4 separate regions of the Mus musculus genome follow, and all the other regions are linked to region 4. A link is a loop called in an ENCODE intact Hi-C map of the cell type or tissue named here. Cell type or tissue: heart. All regions are shown on one strand. Each heading gives the region's core, and the rest is flanking DNA. Links, peaks and the distances in the headings are about the cores only.

What was found. A loop is a pair of places that touch in the nucleus more often than their neighbours do. Peaks named below come from ENCODE experiments on the same cell type or tissue, not always from the same donor. Only the 100,000 strongest peaks of a DNase experiment are listed, where the experiment ranks them.
Region 1: it touches region 4 in a loop (5-fold over the local background); 6 of 42 quality-filtered maps call a loop at or near these places.
Region 2: a loop joins it to region 4, with 4 times the contacts of the local background. A loop is called at or near these places in 7 of 42 quality-filtered maps.
Region 3: it touches region 4 in a loop (2.9-fold over the local background); 6 of 42 quality-filtered maps call a loop at or near these places.

Annotation. Positions count from the first base shown.
Region 1 is chr6:141,308,126-141,312,125 of GRCm38, forward strand. All of the region lies in intron 1 of Pde3a (phosphodiesterase 3A, cGMP inhibited), which reads left to right. Among named protein-coding and RNA genes, the nearest start is that of Gm10400, 30 kb to the right of the region's middle. In heart, for the core only: a CTCF peak has its summit at 1,938; DNase peaks (open chromatin) are centred at 526 and 3,646; H3K27ac peaks cover 1,906 bases.
Region 2 is chr6:140,763,334-140,769,593 of GRCm38, forward strand. It overlaps Gm30215 (a long non-coding RNA gene), which reads left to right. Exons shown (of 10, transcript XR_003956541.1): 5 at 3,565-3,798. Among named protein-coding and RNA genes, the nearest start is that of Gm30215, 86 kb to the left of the region's middle. In heart, for the core only: a CTCF peak has its summit at 3,185 (motif pointing right); no DNase peak of the experiment used is centred there; H3K27ac peaks cover 414 bases.
Region 3 is chr6:141,446,194-141,450,193 of GRCm38, forward strand. All of the region lies in intron 2 of Pde3a (phosphodiesterase 3A, cGMP inhibited), which reads left to right. Among named protein-coding and RNA genes, the nearest start is that of Slco1c1, 76 kb to the right of the region's middle. In heart, for the core only: a CTCF peak has its summit at 1,574 (motif pointing left); no DNase peak of the experiment used is centred there.
Region 4 is chr6:141,246,134-141,252,004 of GRCm38, forward strand. Pde3a (phosphodiesterase 3A, cGMP inhibited) reads left to right here and starts at 3,136. Exons shown (of 16, transcript NM_018779.2): 1 at 3,136-4,410. The coding sequence starts at 3,457. Gm28523 (a long non-coding RNA gene) reads right to left here and starts at 4,522. Exons shown (of 2, transcript XR_378118.4): 1 at 3,044-4,522; 2 at 1-1,541. In heart, for the core only: a CTCF peak has its summit at 3,880 (motif pointing left); DNase peaks (open chromatin) are centred at 3,788 and 4,308; H3K4me3 peaks cover 4,000 bases; H3K27ac peaks cover 2,843 bases.

The sequences.
Region 1 (4,000 bases), core at 1-4,000, 60 kb after region 4:
TGTCATTTGGGGAAATGAGGGTGATCGCAATAATTGCAGGTCACAGGGTAGTAACTGGGATCTAATCTAGTCACCTTTCACAACTAGCATGCTTTATAGAGAACGCAGAACTCAGACTGGGAGTGCCCATTTGAACTCTTTAGGACTTTTCCAGAGTAAATACTTAGTTTTGATGGCACTTTAATCACTGGGACCGGCATTGAAATGGTTATTTTGATAAGAGTATATAGTAAATTGTCCTCTACATTTTGTCGTTCCATGGTGTGGGGGCACATCTAAACTCCCTGGCGTTGTGTGTCTCCTGGAAGTGAGGGGCAGGTAAGTATGAAAAGTTTAGTTTGTGAAAAATGTCTGGTAGCTTTATTTGACTGCAAACTTCATGAGAGCCTGCTGTATGATGCAGGGAAAAAATATGAAGAGGAAAAAAAACCTTAAAACTTCCTCAGTATAAATAGAAGTGAGTGTCCACTCCTGGGGAAGTCAGGGTGCTGACGCACTTCATGCTGGCTGCTCATGTGGAATACAGTGTTCTGTCCAAGGCCCCATAATTTTAGGAAGGACATGGACTGAAGGAAGTGCCAGAAGTCTGGAAATCGTGTAGCAACAAGGAAGCAGGACTGTGTAGCTAAAGAAGAGAAAGCTAATAGGAGCTAAAACACATTTCTCAAATTACTACAAGGTTGTCATTAAAAAAGAAATGGACACACTCATGTCTAACTCCAGAAAATAAAAGGAGACACAAAGGAAAGAGAATAACAGCACACTTCAACTCGAGGGGGACAGCAATGACGTTAACACTTCAGACAGTGTTTCAAGAATTTGTTTCTTTAGCTTGTGTGTGTGTGAGTCTGTCTGTCTGTCTGTCTGTCTGTCTGGAGGGGTGTATATATGTGCACCATGTGTGTACAGTGTCTGGAAAGCCAGAAGAGGACATAAGATTCCCTGGGACTGGGGAATGAGCAGTTGTAAGAGTCTGGAAACTGAACTCGGGTCCTTTGGAAGAACAGCAATGCTCTTAACCACTGGGCTGTCTCTTTAGCCCCCAGACTTGTTCTTAGTGGGCCAAAGGTGAATCTATTAGAGTTCCTGTGTTGCTGACTTAGATTCAGTCCCATTCACTCAAATAAACTTTATGCATTTACACAATTATTGGATAGCCTTTTCTTGGACACTGTGGCGATAATGTGAGTTTGTTTAAAATCTAGAATACATTGTAACTCACCAATCATTCAAATAAATAAGTCATATTTGTGTGTATAGAATATGCATGTGTATATATGTATGTGTGTGCAAGTGTGTGCATACATATGTATATAAGTATTTTTGTGTGTGTTCATGTGTATATATGTATGTGTGTATGTGTGTGCATGCATGCATGAATATATATATGTATATATTACACACGCATATGTGTTTGTGTGGGTGTGTCTGTGTGTGTGTGTGTGTGTATGTGTGTGTATTTGTGTGTGTTGAGACAGACTCTTTTCCCTGTATTCCACCAGGTGAACTTGGAGCTCTTGATCCTCTTTCTTGGCCGCTCCTTTGCTTGGATGACAAGTCTGAACGACCACATCCAGGTCTAATCATAACTGTCTTTATATTTTTTGCAGTCTGTAAGGCTTCCTTAGGAATTGCTTGTTTCTGGCTGGCTGGTTGCATTTCCCGTAAGTGTAGAGGATTTGGTGACAGGAAGTATTATCACCTTGCTTGTATCCAGTTGTTTCTTATACATTGTGGGAAAACACCATAACCCAAACTACATTATTTGAATTATTTTCATTATTTTTCTTAAAGATGTATTCATTTTTATCTATGTCTATGTTCTGAGTTTCTGTCACATATACTTCTAAGCCAAGAGCCATTTATCCATCAAAACCAAGAGATGAAAAAAACAAACAAACAAAAAACAATATTAAGTAATGGCGCCACCTTAAGGAAGAAGTTAGGTAAAGCACGATGAGTCCTTACTGAGCACCTACTACCAAAGCCCCGGAGAGGAAGGGATTATGAGAGAGAAAGTCAATGTATGTTTAGTTTTGGCTGGCAGACTATGTTTCCTTTTTGAATCTCACTGAAGCTTCAAATCCCAGCTTGTGTGTTCAAGGTCAGGCTGTCTGTTTTTGTGACATTCAGGCAGCCCCCTCAATGCAGCATCTGCTATGTTTTGTTGTATGTTCGTAGGCTTGAACTCTGATGTGCTCCCCCTAAATGTTTTTATATTTTATTTGTGTGTTTTTCCCAAGTAACCTTCTTCTGAGTTCACAGTTTTATGTGAACCGTAGTTAAACTCCCTTTTCCATGACTTGTAGCCTATGGTATTTAACTGTTTGCTGGGATAGCCTTCCCAAGTAAACATAAGAGGACAAGGGTATTCTCGAAGAGCAGTGCCCTCGGAGAGGCTTCTCCAAGGTGACTCTGCTGCTTGCTCGTGAGGGTTTAGATATTTAAACACAGGGCTTAGCACACTGCCTCATTGTCTTCCAAAGGTCATTAAAACACTCGACCCTTGGCAAAGAAGAAGCTTTAAAATTTTTGAAGGCAGTGTAACCTTTTACAACCTCGTCCACCAGTGTCTTCAAAACAGAGGAGAGGAGAATCACATTGGTTAGCATTGCAGCTGGGCAATACTGACCCTACAATTTAAAAACCAACCATTGCATGCGGTTTGAGACAAACAGAAATCTGGGGCTGTAGTTTTTCTGACTTAATAGAACATGAATCCTTTTTGTACATGTTCCTTTAATCGGTTTTCATTTTTAAGGCAACCCACTAGGTTTGTCTGTTTTTGAAAATTTTTACAATTTTACTTTGTGTGTGTGTGTGTGCATGTGTGTATGTATGTATGACAGAAGACATCTTTACAGACTGTCCTCCACCATGTGCTTCATATATATATATATGTGTGTGTGTGTGCATTTGTGAATGTATGTGGGTCTGTGTATATATATATGTGTGTGTTTGTGTTTGTATGTGTGTGTATATATATGTATTTTTGTGTTCATGTTTATGTGTATGTTTGTGTGTGTATGTGTGTGTGTATTAGTATGAGTGTGTGTTGTGCATATGAGCGTGTGTATGAGTGTTTGTGTGTATCTGTGTGTATGAACATGTGTGTATCTGTTTGTGTGTCTGTGTGTATATGTGTGTCTTTGGGTATGTGTGTATGTATGCATGTATGTATGTTTATGTGTCTGTCTGTGTGTATGTATATATTTGTATATGTGTGTCTGTGTTTGTGTGTGTACTTGTGCATATGTATGTATGTGTGTATCTGTGTTCCTATGTGTGTGTGAGTGTACTTGTGTATGGAGCTGGAGTTATCCTTGCCGTTATCTTTGTTGTTCCCCAGTCTCCCCAGTTTGGCTTGGTCCACTGTCCACTGAGCCCCAGAGGCATGTGTCTCCCACATCCAGCTCTGGGATTACAAATGTATGCTGCTTCCATCTATCGTTCTGAAGGGTAAACTCAAGTCCTCAGACACTGTGGCTAGTACAGCAGTCAAGACAGGCCTGCCACTCCTCATGTCTTTCTCTATTTCTCTGTGATCATTTTCAAGTCTGTGGGTCCCGTAGCGGTTCACACTAACGCTGGGGCCCACGCCATGGTTCTCATGAGAACTCAGAGAGCACAGCCATGTGGAGTGTTAGGCCTGTTAGCTGAGTCAGAGACACAGCTGCAAGCATTCAGAAAACACTTGCAGATGTCACTTGTGGATCAGAGACTGTTGGATGGCTTAGCGTTGTGCTCTAGACAGTGTGGATAAGCGTGGGCATGGCCCCATCAACCAGACCTGCCATCTTGGTTTTTTTTTCCCCCCCCAGGAAATCAGACCCAGGGTAAGGTAATAAAACAAGCTCCCAAAGGCTGCTCTTACAGCCATAAAAGCACCAGGAGCCAACAGTGTCAAAGCTTGAAGGATGATAACTCCTGTTTTTATTTCTTTCTTTGTTTCTCCAAACAGAAAGTGGTTACGCATTTCTAGGAAGACACCAGGCAAACG
Region 2 (6,260 bases), core at 1,066-5,065, 480 kb before region 4:
CATGTAAATGTACACACATGGACTTGTGTACATACAGAGGAAAAAAATCAAACAAACAAAAAACCAAAAAAGCAAGTTTGATTATGTCACACTATTCTTTATCTCCTGCTGGTACCCCTCAGTGTTTGGAGAAAAGCCTGTAATAGCACCTGTGTATTGTCACTTGCTCTGGCAGGCCATGCCAGCCGTGTGAGCTATGTGGTACTTCTAGCAGACCTCAGCATCTTGGTCCCCATTGTTCATAGCACCACATTTGCTAATATCTGTTCAAGAGGGTATTGTGGGTTTTTAGACTCAGTATAAAAAGTTTTTTAATGGAGAACCTAGGAGCTATTTCCTATCTGTAGAACAACAAGTGAATGACCTCAAGTTTAGAACTGCCTGTGTGCCCAGAGTGCCCTGAAAAAATAGGAAGTGATATATGTGGGCAGTATTTTAACCTGAGATACAACACAAATCTGAACTAGCCCTAGGTCTGAGTGCCTTTTACCATAGATGACTTGTGGTGTCTCCAGGACAGAGTGGCTTGCTTACAGGGCCTCTTGCCCTCCACATTGATTGTTGTGAGTAACTTGGTGGAAACTCGTGATTGGTGGTTCTCTGCACTCTGGTGGCTGTGGGACAGCGTCACAGCCTTGCTGTTAGTATTTTGGCACACAAAGTGGCTAACCTACTGTATAACTTACTTGTTTGTATTCACATTCGCACATAAGCAACAACGGTCAATGTCATCTTTGAGCAGAAGACCGGGGAGAGCTCTGCTTTCTTCTACACATTCTTTGCCTCTGCTGATGTCTGAGCTCACTTAGAACACATCAGCTATCTGACTTACGATTTCAATGGTTGACTTTTCCATATAATTCTGCAGAATTATCTCCTGAGAAAATAATACCTTTGAGGCCAAGACTCAGCAAGCTGTCATAATATTTTCATTGTCTTACTAGGCAAAGAGTCAGCAAGCTCTCCAAGGATGGTGCTGCTGTTTCCTGGCTTCTTGGCAATACTGAAACTCATCTCTCTGGAGCAGTTATGTTTCTCTAGGTACACACTCTCTACAAACTGGACTTTATGTGACCTTTTGCATAAATAGCAGTGATATTACATCTGGGTGTGATGTGCCTATCTATAATCCCAGCACTTGAGAGTGTGAGGCAGGAGGATGGCTGTGAGTTCAAAGACACTGTGGGCTACAGACTGAGTCCTTGGTGAGCCAGGACTGTAGAGTGAGACCCCCTTCCAAGAAACCACAACAGAGGACCATAAGAGATTGCTCAGTGGTCACAACACAAGCTGCATAGGTCTAACAACCCGAGTTCATCCCCAGAACCCAAGGTGGAAGGAAGGACAGACCGGCTCTGTAAGTCTGTCCTCTGACCTCCAGATGTGGAGTGTGGGATATAGACACCTTTACACATGCAAACGTAAACTGCTAATAAATAAAGTATAGGAAAAAGAAACAAGATTGTATAAGATTATTCCACTTGTCTCCCACACCTCCGTAGGATCATGCTGAGCAACATTCTGCCAGTGGAGTGAGTTGTCCTGGAATTGCCTCAGATTTAATTGACTAAGAAAGTAAATTAAAAAAAAAAATCTGCTTTTTTGTGATACGTTTTCTGGGCAAATCCAGAGACAGGGAGATTGCCCTTAAAAGGGAGTTTTGTATGAAGGAGTTTTTTCGGGGGAGTAGGAAACTCAAAGTGTTCCTGGTGGCTGAAATGGTGATGTCACAGGACTCCTGTGAAGTCTCACAGGAAATGGTTTCGGCTGGACTTAACTCTGCTGGTTGGAGTCCGATTAGGGCGGAGAATTATGCTTGAATCTGGGGTTGGACTTTTCATCCAAGTTCTTTCTTTTTCTTTGTTTTTAAATTCACCAACTGATCCCTGTTGGTGGAGTTGCCGCTCAGGTTGCAACTGTTAAACTAAGGAAATTTGATAATTGACACTATGTTTAGAATACAAACGCCCCACATCTGCCAGCATCTGCCTGTGTGTATGCGCAGACGAAGACTGGGTCAGTGATGTCAGTGGAGTGTCTTTCTCAGTTGCTGTCTACTTTATTATCAGAGGCAGGGTTTCTTCCAAAACTAGAGCTCTCTTTAACTAGGCTGTTTGGCCAATGAGCTCCATGCATTTGCCTGTCTCTGCCTCCCCACTGCTTGAATTACATGTCTACTCTGCCATACCAAGACTTTTGTAGGTGCTGGAGACCCAAGCTCAGGCCATCATGTTGGCCCAACAAGTATTTTACACAGTGAATCATCTCCATTGTCCTTAGCTTCTTAAGGAACACTTAGAGAAAATACCTTTGGCTTTTGACACCTTCACTGTTGTGGTGTGTTGTGGATAGTCCTGGTGCTGTTTGTATTTTGATGCTAATTCTGCTTCCCCAGGAGGGGCTGCGGATGATGGTTGTATCACCAGTGACTTCTTGTAAACCTGCTCCCCACCTGGTAAAATAAAGGCTAGGGCCGGTGACTGGGCAGTGGAAGGGAAGGTGGAGCTGAAAAGTTTGGTGGAGAAGGAGGAGAGGAGAGAGAGAGAGGACAAGGAGGAGAGAGAAGGAAGGAAAACGGAGGAAGAGGAAGATGCTCTAGATTCAGTGTGGCGTTAAATAGCCACAGGTAGCCATGAATATATCATAAAAGGATAGAATAATTGGGATAACTTGTCTAATCTAGGTGGGCAGCTTGTATCATTATCAGTTGGCTCTGAAATTGCTGTGTGGGCATCTTGTGAATTGAGAATTTACTGATATATAAATCTGACTGACTAATTCTAAGCTTCTAGAGTTTTGATTTACTGGGCTAAGGGGATTTGTGACAACTAGCCGCAGGGGGTGGATGGCTGAGAAGGTACAGGCAGCTCTGAGGCAGATAAACCAGAGCTGGGAAGACTGCATCATGGCTAGGCTAGAGGTGGAGAGACATGGGCAGAGTAGCTGGGTATAGTGTGGGATGGTGCATTTTAAAATATTTCCTGCAACAGTAGTGTGAAGAACAAATACATCTTTAGAGTAATGTTTTGTGTGTTTTTAGCATTTAGACAAGAGACTTTTTCCACTTAAACTGGACGTCAAGTGACTGAAATCTTCAAAGTCTTCATCAAAACGGTATAGACTCAAATTTTGGAAGTTACTAGAAATTTCACAATGAGAAGATGCTATTAGAGCACCTAGCCAGAAGGTGGCGATCTTACCTTTGTGCTCATAGAAAACAGTGTGTCCGTGACGAGTTCGCAAGGGTTCAGAAACCTCTGAGGACTGTATTTCCCTATTTGTATTCAGATACAGTTTTATAGCAAAACAACATGTTTTTTTTTTCTCTTAGTGAGAACGTGGATAAATGGACAGAACCATTCTATAGACAATTTCTTCAATGATGTGTTCATATGTGAAATGGTTACGATCCGTATGGATGAGAAAATGCTCTCCTAGCAAATGTGAATTCTAAATCGTATCAGTCTTTTCTCCTTCGTTTATGATCTGTGCGTCTTAACCTGATAAACGCAGCTGCGCGGACAATAGAACAGAAACAATGTCCCTTCCTTTCTTTGTTCTTAGAGATTCACCATTATCTCAGAATCAAAATCTGGAACCTTCGTGATCTGGCTGAAGTCAGGAAGTTTCAGGCAAGGAAATCAAGGAAGATCTTCGGGCTTTAAACCACGGTCGAAGCTGATATCTAACCTGCAATCACTGAAAAGTAGACAATACAATCCACCCTCTTCAGCAGGAAGCAGTTACACCCTTCTAAGCCCCATGACCCTTCTGTCATTCTTGCCGCTGACCTGGAAGGTGAGAAAGCTTTGACTTCTGTAGAGACATCATAATGTTTTGTCTATTTTTGGTTTACTTCATAAGCTCTATATACAAAAAAGCTAATTGGTCTAGCAATGACTCACGGTGCCCAAATTAGGCAAAAAGTTGTAATAAAGATATTTTCTCTTAGAAATTGGTCATTGAAGGAGGGGTATGTACAACTTTAATTTGATTTAATTTAATCAAAACGAACATACATTGCAGGTGTAAAATGTCAAAGTGCTGAGCTAGCTAAGTAAAACTGGGTTTCCATGTTGTCAGCTCTTTTGCTCTAGACATTGTGTGGTCAGGGAACTCGGAGAAGAATGGGGGTGGGGGAGGGGCTAGAACAGGATGTCACCACAGAGAATACGGGAACTAGAATAGGATGTCTATTTAGCTTAAAGCAAGGGGATTATAAGAAGCCCTTTTGGCTACAGTCAAAGAATTGCAAGGTTTTCGGTATGGCAGGTGAAAACAAAGGCGTCTAATTTCTTCACTGTTAAGATCAAATGGAAGGGATGCTTGCATTTGCCTGGTTAGCAGAGTATTCAAAATCAAGCCGTTTCTATCAGGACAACTTCTTTGCCTCTCTCAGAGGGAAGGAAATGAACCAGAACTGGAAAAGAGCCTCTGTTCTCCCTTCCAGTTGATGCCGAGAAGAGACTGGTGCTTAAGTTCGTGAGGTCCAAGTGAAGATGCCTCCTCCACCCCACTCCGGCCACCCCCACCCCTGTTTCCATTCTCTTCCTCTATAGGGCGCTGACCCAATTCCCCAGGCTGTGTAGGGACCCAGCCATTGTCACAGAAGCTCTGCTGTTTTTTAGGTGCTGCAGCTGTCTTCTCTAGCCCTCTATCATGTTCTTGAGATCACAGCCCCTAACTTCTAACCTCAGAAGCCTAGCTATCCTTACGGTCCAGTGTAGCATAACCCGATGTCTGTCTGCTTTTGTAGCCCATAACAGAGAGAGAGAGAGAGAGAGGGAGAGAGAGAGAGAGAGAGAGAGAGAGAGAGAGAGAGAGAGAGAGAGAGCCCTGCAGAGGCTGACCATGGGAGGGGGTGTGGGAGAGGGGCAGAGACAACGTGCGTTTCTCTATAAGGGCCTCGGGTGAATTTTATGTGATATTGATGTGTCCTTGAATTGCATATTTTGTGGATTTGCAGAGCCAACTGCAGAGGCTGGAGCTCCATAGAGTCATAGGAACTTCCTGTCCCCGCCCCGAACCTCGTTGGCTCCTTCCTGTTGGGGGAGCTATAGAGCACACTCAAGCTACCCCCACCCCAGTTCCCCTGTCTGTGGACCTGTGCCAGAGCGACAGAGGCTTCTGAAGAGAGATTTTTATACACTTATCCTAAAATCTCATTTTACCTTGGCTTCAAAGGGTCGGATTGCTGGAGAGATGGCTCAGAGGTTAAGAGCACTGACTGCTCTTCCAGAGGTCTTGAGTTCAAATCCCAGCAACCACATGGTGGTTCACAGCCATCTGTAATGGGATCTGATGCCCTCTTTTGGTGTGTCTGAAGAAATGTACACATACGCCTAAAACAAAGGGTCAGATAAATGGGTCTTAAACAAACAAACGAAAAGAAGGCTACTCTTCTCTTAGGGATTTCAGAACTCAGAAGGATGTCTTGAAAAAGAGGCGAGAAACCTTTTGTTCTTGTGGATAAGAGGGTTAGGACTCATGCTAAATTGTAACTTCTCCCCAACGGGTCTGTTCTGTGAAACTCCCCCTTGAATCACACGTTTAGGATGATAGTGGAAGAGACCATAGAAGATTGAGGTCCACGGGCTGCCACTTCTAGCTGTTTATGGTAACTGGGTCTCCGAGCCCCTGCTGGGTGGAAAATAGGCTGCATTTAAGTGGGAATTGAGACGACAGCACGTGTGGGAATCACGTGCCTTTTCCCGCAGGAGTGGGCCTTTCCTACAGCGTCGAGTGCTTACTGCTGCTCAATGTTGTATTACAAACTTGATTTCTTATGTCCTCAGAACTCCTCAGCTTCCTATGAAATAGAATTTCTACTTACTGCCTGCTTACTCCTGCGGGATGCTAGAGAAGTCCCTGGGTTAATTTATGCTTAAGTGCTTTGTTCAAGTCAATAATAATCCTAATGGGGGCTATTAAGACGTCGCCCAGACAACGGACTGACTGTCCCCCTCCCCACCCCCATTTCCTGCTAGAGGATTTTTTCCCCCACGTCTCCCTTGGAGTAGGATTTGTGATAGATGATATATGTAAATGAGCAATCAGTTCCGCTGAAGAGACTGTGAGGCAGAGGAAAACACCCCTGGTCTGCTCACTTGAGCTCTCTCTCCAACGTGGTGCTCAGGCTGCTGAGTGTCGTATGGCTGTATGGCGCTTGTGCTGGTCTTTGTCTTCAGCCCTGCTAGGTTCACAGCACGCCGCAGGAGCTCATTGGACAGACCAGCACTGTACTGTGGGTATCTTGTCAC
Region 3 (4,000 bases), core at 1-4,000, 200 kb after region 4:
AGCTATCTTAATGCAGTGATTTGTTTTCAGGGACATATTGCACACCATAACGTCTCCACTTTTACTTTCTTGTAGCACAGAATTGGGAAGAAGGAATGGACCTCTCTGAAGGTTTAGAGTATGTAGTATTTCTAGTTCTACTCTGAACTCTGGGTTTAAGCAAGTAAATGACACCTGTCATTGCCCTTATTGTATTGTCCAAAACCTAAAGGAGGAAATAATTTTTACGTAGTTGCATAACCACCCAGAAAAGTATATTTTTTAACATAATATTTTAAGAGACAGTCTTGAGGACTAGGCTCAGGGTACTCAGGATGCTGGGTACCCTCAGCCCACCCCAGCTTCTCCCATTTTATAAAGTACATCAGAAACACAATCCATTTTTATATATCATTTGATTTCATTTTTTCCACATGTAATTCCCTATTGTGGTTATTTATGAAACATGCAAGTGTGGGCACAAGCGCATGCATGCACATGTGTATACACATACACACACACACACACACACACACACACACACACAATGTGAGAAATGCAGCACAAACACACACACAGGCTGTGAGAATGGGACAGGTGATTTTGGAAAGGAAGCCTGTGCTATACATTTGAGCGATGATTAAGATAGCATAGCTCTTCAGAAGAAAGAGAGTCTTCCTACAGGTGAGAGATGGCAGAGAAGTATGACTTCTAGGAAGAGAGTGTGCCACACAGAAACAGATGGTAGAAGATGCATGGCTCCTCACAAGCGATAACTCAAGGACTTGAAGTTTGTTAGGGTTTTTGTGCCTTTAGTATATGAAATAAAGGAACATTCTAGCAGGCACCAGCATAGAGATGACTGGATGGTGCAGAAGAAGCCAGTAAAGCTACTCTAGAAAGAGAAGCAGAGAAGATCTAGACTAGGTGAGAGCCACTGCATGTGAGGCAGGAAGCGTTCAGTGGTGGTCAGTGTCAACCGGGATTCATTCATGCTAAGGAAATGTCGGAAAACTATGTCCAGATGTATATGTGCATCCTGTGTGTGTGTGTGTGTGTGTGTGTGTGTGTGTGTGTGTTTGTGTCTGTATGTGCATGTGTTATGAATCCTTTAGTTGCAATAGAGAATTACATGTGGAAAAATAAATCAAGTTATATATGCAAATGGATCATGCTTCCAATGTACCTTATGAAATGAGAAAGCTGGGACTGGCTGAGGCTAAAATGTCTTACTGTTAGATTGCCTGCCTAGCATGTTGCCTAGCATGTTGCCTAGCATGTTGCCTAGCATGTTGCCTAGCATGTTGCCTAGCATGTTAGCATGTTGCCCACTCCTCAGTCCTGCCATAGAGGATTAGGTTAAAAAGGGACAATAGAAATGTTTAATATTTGGGAAAAATGCTAATTATGTGCTTGTAATTTTACTTTAGCAGTGATATGTAGGCTATAACTTATTTTTCATTACTTTTTACTAGTAATCTCCTGATTTTTGTAGTGTGGGAACAAAAGAAATGGAAGTCTTATCTGTTAGTGAGAGCTCAGCACTCATCGGAAGTGACAAGTCCTTTCCAAGGCGGCATACCGCCCTCTGTTGGTCACTAGGTTTTAGGCTAAGCAAACTGCAGCTTCAAGTTTAGTGACCACTGAAAAAATTTAACAGACCAAAGATGACTTCAAACTCAGAGATAATTGTTCCTAAAATATTTAAAAATCTGTACATATATCAGAGAGTACACAGATGTTCTCTTTGTTTTGTGTTTCTCCCACTGTCAAGAACATTTTTAATGCAGCAATTGTATGAAGCAGTTTATATTTTCTAAGCCTTCCCACATTCACTGGTCTGAGCAATTGCACTGATAGTTAGTTGTCAGATTCCCATACATCTATGCTGCCCATCTTACCTTTGATAACCAGAAAGAGAATAAGTCTTAAGGTTAAGTCTAAGGTTATATTTTGTACATTATAAGAGTATATAGAATAAGTAAGTCAAAGGAATTTTCCATTTTCTAAATAAGAATACAGAACCTTATCTATTGAAATTATTAATTTGAGATTGTTGGGTAAAGTTACTTGTGTCTGGGAGGTGTATATATAATAGAAAATATAAGCAGAGAATATTTAGACAAAGTACCAACTGTTTGCAGACAGATCGTTTCAGAAGTAGAGAAGGATATTGGGCCATGTGGTGCTTCTCATTTGATGGCATGTGATGCTCTCAGAACATCAAAAGAGATGGAAGATGTGAATTACAGTCGTTGCTGGCTTTGCTGTTTCTGACTTCTCATAGGAGACCTTCCACTTGTGATATTTCTCAAGAGTCATTTGAGTAAGGGCTCTATAGGTCCCCTCCTATAGTACTGTATGTATGTATGTTATCTTAAGAAGAGACTTCAAATGTAAACTCGTATTTCCATCCAGAAAATTAAAGTAAGCAAGCATCTGTTTCCTTGGGATGGCCTGTCGCCAAGGTTCAGCCTACAGTGCCTTACTGCAAAATTTTCACATGATTTCATTTTTTAAAAATTTCCCAGCCAATTTCAAGTCTAAAATTATAATCAGGTCCTATGAAAAGTATAAACACATATGCAGTTTTTCTGACTCTGAGGTCAGAACCCAGAATATGCCAAAGATCGTTTCTACAGTGTCCAGCTCATTTTCTAGAATAATTTAGCATATTAAAGACCAAGACAGCATTTCCTGGTAATACAGACAGCCTCCCAGGGAAAGATTTGGGGGTGACGGGATGTTGCATCTTCCCGTAGAGATTTAAGAGGCTATATAGTCTCCCAGGATACACCAAGCTGCTTTTCTCAACGTTGGGCACCAACATCGCGTAAGGAAAGTCCCAGAGCGTCTCCTCCTTATGTGTCATCCCTTATGCTGTTTATCCATCTCTTCTCCCAGTTCCCTCTCCACCCTGGGAATTTTCTTCCATGCTGTGCTTGCCTCCCAGGGTGCCTCCCAAGATGACTAAATAGAAAGAGAAGGAAAATACTTCCAACAATGGGGCTCAGATGCCTTCTCTTAAAACTCTTTTCAGGGTGTGTCATAAATCATACCAGTGCAATCGACCGTGCTAGTTGAAAGCAGGACTTTTGTTGACTTACTTTTTAACAGCCGAAAATTAATCTCAGACCTATTATGGAGCTTTTGGGTATAGGGAATATGGACTTTATAACTATCTTTGCCTAAAGTAAAAAAGTGAAAATATTAGAAGTTCTGCTTTTACTGTTATAGTTTTGTTGGTAAAGATTATCTCAAGGCTGTTGTCTTCATTTCTAAAGAAATTCTGACTGGCTGGGTGAAGATGATACAGCACTTAAGATCTGTGATGGCCCTTGCAGAGGACTTGAGTTCAGTGCCCAGCACCCAATGTTGGATGGCTCACATGTGCCTGTAACTTCAGTTCCAGTAGATCTCAACACCATCTTTTGAATTCTACAGGCCCATATACATGTGCACACACATGAGCAAGTAAATACACACATGCATGCATATAAATAAAAAATTGTTGAGAGAGAGAGAGAACAAGTGAGAAAAATGTACATATTCATGATTCTTTCTTTACATGTATAGTCATGTTCAGTTCAGTAACAACAGCGCTGGTAATACGTAATATTTAGTAAGCATGAATTTCAGGCTAAACAATTGCTAGGACTCTTTTTTATGGGATTTTCATTTCACATATTTATTGTACTGGGTTACAGGGGTATACTTTGTATTATGTGTGTCCCCAATACTCCCCTGCATGGTCCTGGGTCACAGGGATATACTTTGCGTCATGTCTGTCCCGTGTACTCCCTGGCCCTTCCCTGTCAACCTGCTCCCATTATTCACTTACTTCATGTCATTTGCAGATCTGATTTTATATTTCTGTATTTGTCATGGTGAGACTTTACCGATACTCCTACACATGGCTTCATTTAACTGTCAAAACATAGGTCCTATTACTAAGCCCACTTTGGTGCTGCGAAAGAAAGGGTTAGAGAGAGAAATGTATTTCTCTATATGCACACTAGCA
Region 4 (5,871 bases), core at 1,872-5,871:
TTTGCACAGAAATTTCCTTTACCTACTGAGATCTCACTAGTCCGCTGATGACAGCTTTCAAACCATATCCACTGTCAATCTTGTGAGAGCTCTGTTTGGATGATCATATGTAATTACTTTACCTGAAAAACTAAATGGGTGTGGACGTCAAAGATGGAGAAACATGGAAATATTCTTTCATCCCCAATTCTGCTTCTACCCCCACCCCGACCCCCTGCAAGCTTTACAACATATGCTCAGATTTCTGATTTACTGTGCTTTCCCCATGCCAAGGGGCAGCAGGCTCTTCACTTTCAAGGGTCCCAGGTAGGCTCTGGCAGCTGAATCTTGGGTAAAATGGAAACTCATGGAAGTGTGCGTGCATGCTAGGGGGCTCGAGTTTCTTCAGCAAAGGCGATGCTACTCCTGTTTCCTTAATTATTAGACAGATGGTGCCACTGCCACCGTTGACTAGCTGCCCAACACATGCTCCTGAGCAGTGGCATAGTTCTGGACATGTGACAGAGGGGAGCTGGCTGCCTGGTCACACCCGCTCCTGTTCCTTTTTGCCTAAAGGCTTTGTGAATGCCCAGCTGGGATTGCAGTAGGCTGTTTCCCATAAAAAAAGAATCTACAACATAAGCCACGTTTTCCCACTGCCCCCATGAATCCATTTTATTTCCTCCATCTCCTCTTGGCAATATTTTATTGCTCTTTCGCTACACACAAAACACAGTGGCATTTTGAGCCAATTACCCAAGTCCTCCAAGCTATAAACACACTTTAACCTGAAGCACCAAGATAATTGAGACAAACATCAGTTTATTATTATTTGGGAGAGACAAATGACACCCAGTCAGTCACTATTCAAGCTGAGCAAGAGTTGACACTTCTTATTCCAGCAACACTTTGATGTCATTTGAATATACTGAGCAGATCCGGAATTCTTTTGCATAGACTGCCAATGAAGTTAGCATCGTGGTTTTCTAAATGCCACATGGTCACTGTGGTATGTGATCATGAAATCATTAATAATGGAGGGATTTTGTTTGTTGTGGGTGTGTGTCACTAGCTGGGCTTCCTAGCTCTGCAGAGGAAGCTCAGCAAATAGTAGAATTTACCACACATAAACAGTAACTGTTGACTAAGGATACTTGTGCTCTGGAGTTGGGGAGAGGGATACACTTTCCCCCAGTGTTCCATTTGTCTTGCAGGCTGTCTTCTAACTCCCAACACTTTTCCTGTTTCAGCTTTCTAGATCCCGGGGTTATATGTCCTGGCACTCCCAGATAGACTTTTAAAATTACTTAAAAGTTTTCTTTCTGCCTGTCTGTCCTTTTGTTTGTTATGTGTGAATATGTGTGAGTACAGATACCTGTGGAGTCCAGATGAGGGCATCAGATCCCCTGGAACTAGAGTTAAATGCAGGTGGCTCTGTGCCACCAGATGTGGGTGCTGGGAACTCCTTGGGTTCTCTGAAAGAGCAGTAGGGGCTCTTGATTGCTGAGCCATCTCTCTATTCCTTTCTCATCTTTTTATTCTTCTCACTCTATATTTCCTGCCTGTATGAAAAACAAACAAACAAACAAACAAAAAAAAAACTGGCTTTGTGCACTAGGTAACTCTGAGATTCTTCCATAGACTAGAATAGGTAGAGGTAGAGAAACACTAAGAAAAGCATGTTTGGGCCTTCAAGATGTCTCAGTGGGTAGCAGGGAAGGTGTTTACCATTAAGCTTAAAGACCTTAGCTTAGTCCTCTGGGCCTTGGAAAGGAGAGAGCTGACTCCCTTGAGTTGTCTTGTGATCTCTCACACAGACTTACACAAATAATTAAAATGTAGCTTTAAAAGATGGGCGTGGCTTCTCTGTGGCAAACAGACCTTCCACCTGGAGCAGAGTGTGAATGAGCCTTTGAGATGGGTTTCCAGCTATCCTGAGGGAGGGCACACTCTCATGCCCAGGATCTTCTCCTGGTTAAAAGCTCAGACAGAAGTGCCATTTTTCAAGAACATGAGCTAGCATGCAAGCTTTCATCCCTCAGAGCCATCCACAAATCCCAGCATCAGGGCTGCCAGGACCACCCCCACCCACCCCCTCTCTTTAGCTGGTAGGACCCATCTCTAGAAATGGAGTAGTCCAGCCCTGAGCAATAACTGCCATGCTTGAGCCTAGGGAGTTCCTAGGGAGTTCCCTTAAAACCCAGCAAGAGGCAGAACTGTGGCCCCTGCAGAGGCCTCTCTTGGAGTTTTAAGCACTCAGTTCCACTGTTTTCTCCCTTGCAAAAACAGCAGCCACCATGCATCAAAAGGAAAGATGATTATTTAAAGAAAAACAAGAAAAGGGCCTCACTTTCTTCCTGTTCCTACCGGTTACTCACCAGCTCACGGATCTCCCTCCTCCTCTCTGATACTGCAGCCTCTCCTCACACTGTGTTCTTGGGTGAAACTTAGCAACTTCTGCAATAGGTCTCAGTTCTTCTCTCTCTCCTTCCTTCCTCTCTCCCTTCCTTCCTTCCTTCCTTCCTTCCTTCCTTCCTTCCTTTCCTCCCTCCCCCTCTCTTCTCTCTCTCTCTCTCTCTCTCTCTCTCTCTCTCTCTCTCTCTCTCTCTCTCTCTCTCTCTCTCCTTCCTTCCTTCCTTCCTTCTTCCCTTTCATCCTACTTTTTGTCATGAACTGGGTAGAGAGGCTGGAAGGCTCTGCTTCCTACCTCTGCAAAACAAGGGGTCTGCATCCTGGGGCATCGCCCAAGCTCGGGGTGGGGGTGGGGTGAGGTCCGCCAAGGAGAGCAAGCGGGCGAGAGAGAGGAGAGATAAAGAGGAAAATTGGGAGAGGTAAAGAAAGAAAGGGGGAGGGGGAAAAAGGGGAGGAGGGAGAGGGAAGAGTCGGAGGGAGTGGGGAGACGGAGGGGGAGGGAGGGAGGGAGGGAGAGAGAGGGGAGAGAGAGAGAGAGAGAGAGAGAGAGAGAGAGAGAGAGAGAGAGAGAGAGAGAGAGAGAATGAATAAGAGAATATGCTGCGGGGGGGGGGGGAGTGAGGGAAGGGGGAAGGGGAGGTCAGACACCTACCGTCCCTGAACGCCCAAGGATGGCCTGAGCTCGCCCAGTGCCCCAGCCTGCCTCAGCATCAGCGGTCCCTGAGCACTCAGTGAGTTGAGCAAGTGTTAAAATCCCGAAGTAGGAAGAGACCCCGCAGGGTATAAACTCTGGCTGAGGGTGGAGCGGAGGACTTTTAAGAGAGAAAGGAAAGGAGAGAGGGAGAGGGAGAGGGAGAGAGAGAGAGAGAAAGAGAAAAGGAGAGGAGTGGGGGTTGAAAATTCCAAGGCTGATCCTGCTAGCTGCCAACTTGAAGTCTTCAGCTCGCACTCTTGAGTTCTCTGCAAGGCTGAAACTTCGCGTAGATCCGGAAGAAGTGATTCCGAGAGTGGGCTCGAGAAGAGCGCGGACGCGCGAGTGGGACGGGTGGGGGTTGTCCGCAGAGCATGGCAGTGCGGGGCGAGGCCGCCCAAGACCTAGCCAAGCCGGGCCTCGGAGGGGCGAGTCCCGCCCGTGTGGCAAGAGGGAACCACCGCCATCGTGGCGAGTCCTCTCCATCCCCTCGGGGCTCCGGCTGTTGTTGGAGAGCCCTGGCGCTGCAGCCGCTCCGGCGCTCGCCTCAACTCTCCTCGGCGCTGTGCGCGGGCTCCCTGTCCGTGCTGCTGGCGCTGCTGGTGAGGCTGGTCGGCGGGGAGGTCGGAGGCGAGCTGGAGAAGAGTCAGGAGGCGGCGGCCGAGGAGGAGGAGGAGGAAGGAGCCCGAGGGGGCGTCTTCCCGGGCCCTCGGGGAGGTGCTCCCGGGGGCGGCGCGCAGCTCAGCCCTTGGCTGCAGCCGGCCGCGCTGCTCTTCAGTCTCCTGTGCGCCTTCTTCTGGATGGGCTTGTGCCTGCTGCGCGCCGGGGTGCGCCTGCCTCTGGCCGTCGCGCTGTTGGCCGCCTGCTGCGCCGGGGAAGCGCTGGTGCAGCTCTCCTTGGGCGTGGGGGACGGTCGCCTGCTGTCGCTGCCCGCCGCGGGGGTCCTGCTCAGCTGCCTAGGTGGCGCGACATGGCTGGTGCTGAGGCTGAGGCTGGGCGTCCTCATGGTCGCCTGGACTAGCGTGCTTAGGACGGTGGCCCTGGTTTCTCTGGAGAGGTTCAAGGTCGCCTGGAGACCTTACCTGGCATACTTGGCGGCCGTGCTTGGGCTGCTGCTGGCCAGGTACGCCGAGCAGATCCTGCCGCAGTGCTCCGGGCCGGCTCCGCCCAGGGAGCGGTTTGGGTCCCAGTTGAGCGCGAGGACCAAGGAAGAGATTCCGGGGTGGAAGAGGAGGAGGCGGTCCAGCTCGGTGGTGGCCGGCGAGATGTCCGGCTGCAGTGGCAAGTCTCACCGGAGGACCTCCCTGCCCTGCATACCCAGGGAGCAGGTAAGCTGGGGCTGCGCCTTTGGGGTTGCTCCTGGGAAACTTGAAACAGTCAAAGTGCAGGGAGTGGGGCGCAAGCGGCCGGGAAGCCAGCCTGCCAAACAGTAAAACTTTACACTGTACTAAGAAAGATTTCTTTTTTCTTTTTCTTTTTTGCCCGTTCTCTGTCCCTTGGAGTAGTTTACAGCCAGAACAACAGAAAACAGGAAAAAGTAAAAAACAGAGTGGCCTTACCCAGACTTCCACAGCTGGGCCCTGTTTTCAAATCTCCTACACCTGGTTTTTGAGTCCCTGCGTTTCTTGAAGCATTTCTGCCCTCCCTGAATTTTTGGAAGTTATTTATTTATTGCAAGTGGCTTTCAGCACGTGCGTCTTCTATATTTCTGTGTCTTTAAAGAGATAATAATTTTTTTTTCTTATCAAGTGCCAGGTAAACAGTTACAAAAACTAGTAAGGAAGTTTCAGTAGCCAGGCAGGCATCCTGGATGGTCAGAGGCTGGACTCGCACTCCTGTTTTCGCAGTGACTCTTGTTTAGAGGCACAGCATCAGATGGCAGCCAGTCTGCTTTTAGATATACTTTAGTTGCTACACAGCACTGTGTTGAACTCTGAACTGAGGCTTTACACTTTAGGGCTATGTGTGAACTTTAGAATGGCACAGAATTGGGCGCAATGCTTTTATTGTTCATTCAGAAAAGTAACCTTCCTCGTGGGCGTTTATACACCCAAATGGAGAGGCAGACATTCAAGAGACTTCCTCAGGGTTTGCAGGAAGTATTGATCCAAACTCTCTTAGGATTGCTAGCGATATGTGTCTTGGAGGAAGGAGGAGGTGGGGGAGTGGAATTCGGAGTGAAGTGTGTGCAGCAGTTTCCCAGTAATTATTTGGGGGAGGGGATTGCAAACATCTTTAGTGTCATGGGACACTTACCCTTCATACTTTAGGAGAACCATTTCCAATTTTAAACACAAGCTGTACCTAAGCTCTTTCCTTCAGTTTTCTCCACCAGGGTTGACATTTGTTGAAGGGGTTGGGAAAGCTGATTCTGCGCTCTAAATAGAAATTTGCACTTTTTTTCTACTTAAATTCATACCTACCCATGATCCCCTTAGGATGACTTTCAGGTTGAAAGGCTGTCCCTATGATATAGTAAGCGTTTTCTTTTCGGGTTATCCTAGGGATAAGTGTTAGCTATCCTTTAGAAATATATCAGCCACCATATGGTGTGAGTGGTTGGGTTGTCTCAGAAAGGGAGCTGATTGCCCAGATGGATAGCTCGTGGACTTTATGTTGTGGACTGGATGACAGCAGTGCATGCTTGCGCTTACTGTAAAACAAATGTACTTATTTAACTTTTTGTTTAGCAGAAAAAATATTTCTGGGTTTAAATCTGTTCTAAGAGTCAAGGGAAAAATACAGGCCACTGACTGACACTTTGTTTGTATAGAAATTTGGAAATTGTT